Regions from separate parts of the Homo sapiens genome. Here region 2 is linked to region 1. A link is an interaction called in ENCODE POLR2A ChIA-PET data of the cell type or tissue named here. Cell type or tissue: CD4-positive, alpha-beta T cell. All regions are shown on one strand.

Region 1 (2,500 bases):
GTATTTCAGCGTAACAGCTGTCTCATGACTAGCTGAAAGTATGCATACATGTCAACTAAAATCCTAAACTGTTTTTCACATGTTCTTTCTTTCATCCAGCAGTGTTTTCTACCATCCCTCACACCCCTGGCCACATCATATTTATAGTATTTTGAGGTCTAAGCCCAGGACTTTCTCTTTGCTTCATGTATTCCTCTCATTTTAGTTTCTGTCTTACCTCGACACACAATTATGTAAGGCAGAGAGGTGAGGCAGAATGAGAAGAGTTGAGAGTTAGAAATAGATCCACTAAACTGGAGTGAAGGAGAGAAGCCCTGAAGAGCTATATAATCCACCTGTAGGTCCTAGGAGGAAGGTGAATCCATATAATATTATGTGATACCCAGAGAGGACACAAGCAGAAAGTAGTGCTCCAGTCCAGCAGTTAAGCTCAGAAATTGTAAAATGCCTTAACAGGTACAAGAGCATGAAGCTGTAGGGTTCAGGGTCAGATGGTCAGGAATATGCTGAGGATGAGACTTATTAACAGGGAGCAGGGACTCTGTAATGGGACTCTAAGGTTCAAGGCAGGATACCAGACCCCAGAAAGAGGGCAAATGAGAGTAAAAAAGTCTTCCTGGCCAGGCACAGTGGCTCAGGCCTATAATCTCAGCTCTTTGAGAGGCCAAGGTGGGCAGATCATGAGGTCAGGAGTTCGAGACCAGCCTGGCCAACATGGTGAAACCCCATCTCCTGTCTCTACTAAAAAGACACAAAAATTAGCTGGGCGTGATGCCATGTGCCTGTAGTCCCAGCTGCTCGGGAGGCTGAGGCGGGAGGATTGTTTGGACCCAGGAGGTGGAGGTTTCAGTGAGCTGAGATCACGCCACTAGACTCCGTCTCAAAAAAAAAAAAAAAAAAAAAAAAGGCTTCCTTGGGGATGCTACTAATACTAGAGTGTCTAGAGAGTAACTCTGGCCCAGAATAAATGATAAGACTTCAGACTCAAGAAAATCCAAGAGAAACCCTTGAAAATAGATTAGAGCTGGACTACCAGCAAGGGGGCACCATGCTACCATTATTATTTTTCTTCTTTTTCTTATCAGATATTTTCTAAGACCCACATATTTCCTTTTACTTTACTCTGTGCCATCTTATAGATCATCTGGATTTTACTGATTAGCAATTTTTGAAACAATTGATGTATGTAAGACTCAACATAGAAATTCTCAGGAATGTTGTCTGAATACTTTTCAGTATGAAAATACAAGATAATCTTGTTTTCCTGAAGGCAAAAGTAATTTAATAATGGAATATGCCTCCATCGTTTATCCTTTTAGTACTTTGCCATCACAACATTAAACATGAGAGGGAGTCCCCATGATAGAATATTCTAGCAGAGCTTTTCTTTCTTATTCTTTTTTAAGCCATAACTTTTAAATACTTCCCAACTTTTAAATACTCTAAGTTTTTTCATACTCATGTACTTAAATTACAAAGCGAAAGCTTGTGTGGAAAGGAGATAATGCATTCAGTGACAGGTTGTTCTGGGCATAGAATTGTAGACCCCACTAAGCCTAAGGGGTAATTTCACAAAGCAGAGCTTGCTTAAAAGAGGCTCCTTGTGGTGACTAAAACAACTCTTGGGCTGTAAGTGATGCTTCAGACATGGGACAAGGTGTGGAAAGGAGCTTACTCAGACATTTTGGAAGGTAAAATGTGACCACTGGAAATTAGGTGGCTGGCTGTGGTGACTCATAGCTGTAATTCCAGCACTTTCAGAGGCCAAGCAGGGAGGATCACTTGAGGCCAAGAGTCTGAGGCCTGTGAGACCCTGTCTCAAAAAAAAAAGGAAGAAAAAAAGAAAGAAAGAAAGAAAAAAATATTAGTAGCATAGGAACAAGTTTTTCAAATGTCAGTTGAAGAAAAATTGGCTCCTGGTTTTTAGTAGCCTAGCCTGGAGTTGAGATACAAGAGGTAACGAGATAATTACCTCAAGGGCTACCCCTAAATTTCTTTCTAGTCAGTATCACTAAATGGTCCCCCATCTAAGAGACTATGGTTCAGAGTTGGATGGCCTATAGTTTCAAATGAAACCAGAAGACTTATGTGCCCCTTAATCAGCTCTTCCTTTTAGGTTTTACCCCAGAGCTAAATCCTACTTGGGAAGGAGGGCATGTGTGTATGAATATTAGAGTAAAATGCTTATTTGAGTACTTGCTTCAGTAGTGTTTCTTTTATTTCCCTCTTCCAGTTTCTGTCCTCCTACAAGGGAAAGTCATGATTACACTAACTGAGCTAAAATGCTTAGCAGATGCCCAGTCATCTTATCACATCTTAAAACCATGGTGGGACGTCTTCTGGTATTACATCACACTGATCATGCTGCTGGTGGCCGTGCTGGCCGGAGCTCTCCAGCTGACGCAGAGCAGGGTTCTGTGCTGTCTTCCATGCAAAGTGGAATTTGACAATCACTGTGCCGTGCCTTGGGACATCCTGAAAGCCAGCATGAACACATCCT
Region 2 (2,500 bases), 150 kb after region 1:
CTCGTTTTTTAGAAATCCAAAGGCTACAGAGAGAAGCCAAGAGTCGGCAGATTAACAATGCCCCAATCAAATTTCATGGTGCATGAGACTCATAAACATTAATGTGTTACTTCAGCTTGTTCTTGGCATCACTAGACCTCAGGAAAACTACCCAGCAGGCCCATTGTCCTTTGTCCCTGCCTCTTCCTCCTTATTTCACACCCCGGTTTCTTCCTTCGCTTTGCTGCTGTTTTCCAGCCGATTAACGGGAATTTGCCCTGTTTCATGTCTACAAAGTCAAAAGGAAACCACCCAGTTTACCTGAACTCTGAGCGCCATTCTCAGTGCAAAGCTCTCTTCCTCCCTCTGCCCCTTATCGTACCGGTGTGCTCATCTGTGAGGTGCCATTCTCAGGGTATATGAGGATGTGCAAAAGTTTGTATCTGCTTATCCTCCTTCAAGCCTGCTCCCCAGGTAAGTCCAATCTGCCTGCTTGGAGCCCTGTGGGCTGGATAACTCAGGGCGAGAGACACAGTGGAAGACGTAGCTTGGTTAGCCAAGTGTCCCCATTAGGACTCTTGCTCTTTTTCTGTCTCCAGAGGAAAGGTGGAGCTTTCCTGCCCACAGAACTTAGTTTCATTTTCCCATTCTTTCTAATGCTGTGTTCCTGCCCTACCCTCCTGGGTAGCACGGGTCTTAGTGTTTCTTCTGGACAGCACTCTGCAGAATGCCTTGGTTCTCCCAACCAAGGGCTTTGATGCTAATGGGAAGACCACAGGTTGAAACGCTAGAGAGCACACTTCTCCTCTGATGGTGCCATTGCTTAATTATTTTGCAACCCCTGCCTCAGCCTCTGGCAGGACCCTCTCTGCCATAGCAGGGAGCCACAGCATCTCTGGCACCCACGCTTCCCTGACCACACCCTGGGAGACTCTGACTCTTCCCACCACTTTCCGTTACAGAGGAAGCAGCGCAGTTTGGAATATGAGACTGGCCCCTACAGTGGCTCTTCAGAGGGACCAGGTGACACAACCTGAAAGTGAGAGGCAGTTTATGCCCGTAGGGTGAAATTTGACCAAATAGAGAAAAAAAAAAAAGACCCTGAGGGGACTGCCAATAAATTCTACGCCCTCCCTTCCTCCTGTGGGTGATTCCTAGGCTGAGTGGTTTGGTTTGTCCTGCCAGGGATGTCTCATACCACCAAGCAACAGGCTGTTTTGTCATGAAGCTGTGACCAACTCATTAATGAATATTCACTTTCCTTCCTCCCAGCCTGGATTTTCCTTTTCTCTTATTTTTGCAACCCTGCCGTGGCGCCTCCCAAAAAAGCATTAGCAGGTAAGCTTTTTTGGAGAATCCACTAACCCTTGCCCACTGAACTCAGAATAACACTCTGAACCCATTAATATGGCTGGTTTCTTCCTGGGTTGGTCTAAGCAGGCTTATAATCACTTTTCCCTGACACCCGCTAAGGCCCCAAAGGAGGTCATTCCTTGTTTCTCCCTTGGAAGGGAATAGAGTCAGATTGGCAGATCCCTGGAAAACACTTAGGCAGAGGGAGAACCATCACATCACCAACATGATGGGTGGGAGAAATGAAAACAATCTAAGCTTCCAAAAATGAGAATGATACATTTTTACAATAAAGCACTAGGTAGACATTTAAAATAATGTTACAAATACATTTATTGACGTGTAATTCATTATGTGTTAATTGAAAAAAGTAAATTTTTAAAATTAAGCACAGTGTGATCTCACTTATGCAAGAAAGAATATATATATATTTAAAAATTGGGGCCAGGAACTGTGGCTCACACCTGTAATCCCAGTACTTTGGGAGGCTGAGGCAGGCGGGTCACCTGTGGTGAAGAGATTGAGACCATCCTGGCCAACATGATGAAACCCCATCTCTACTAAAAATACAAAAAGTAGCTGGGCGTGGTGGTGCACACCTGTTCTCTCAGCTACTCAGGAGGCTGAGGCAGGAGAATCACTTGAACCCGGGAGGCAGAGATTGCAGTGGGCCAAGATCACACCACTGCACTCCAGCCTGGGCAACAGAGTGAGACTCTGTCTCAAAAAAAAAAAAAAAAAAAAAAAATGGAAGAAGATATACATCCAAATGCAAACAGAGATTGTCATTCAGTGGTGGGAGTATAAGTGCACTCTCTTTTATTCTTTATATATATCAGTATTTTAGAATTTTTCCTCTAAGAATTATATATTAATTGTGATTTTTTTATTTAAGAGAGAAAAAAGTATCTAGGCTTGGCACTCACAGATGCACCTTCTGCCAGCAATATGCTGTAACATTAGAAGGGAAATTAGATGAAGACCCAGAAAGACTCTGGAGGACTAAAGATAAAAGATATGCTTTCACATAGGCTTTTATTTATGAATAAAATAAAATATGAATTTTATTTATTTTATTTTTATTTTATTCATAAAATAAAATATGAATAATTAGAATGATATTGTTTAGAATTGTTCCAGTAATATACACTTGTTCAAGCATAAAGGT

Evidence for each region. ChIA-PET counts read pairs that join two places held together with the same protein. Peaks named below come from ENCODE experiments on the same cell type or tissue, not always from the same donor. Only the 100,000 strongest peaks of a DNase experiment are listed, where the experiment ranks them.
Region 2: POLR2A ChIA-PET joins it to region 1 with 7 read pairs; 3 of 35 experiments call an interaction of 5 or more read pairs at or near these places.

The regions. Positions count from the first base shown.
Region 1 is chr1:89,580,392-89,582,891 of GRCh38, forward strand. LRRC8B (leucine rich repeat containing 8 VRAC subunit B) reads left to right here. Exons shown (of 6, transcript NM_001369817.2): 5 at 2,234-2,500. The coding sequence starts at 2,260. Among named protein-coding and RNA genes, the nearest start is that of LRRC8C-DT, 51 kb to the right of the region's middle. In CD4-positive, alpha-beta T cell, no CTCF peak of the experiment used is centred here; a DNase peak (open chromatin) is centred at 1,030.
Region 2 is chr1:89,727,955-89,730,454 of GRCh38, forward strand. No RefSeq gene overlaps it. Among named protein-coding and RNA genes, the nearest start is that of LRRC8D, 92 kb to the right of the region's middle. In CD4-positive, alpha-beta T cell, no CTCF peak of the experiment used is centred here; no DNase peak of the experiment used is centred here.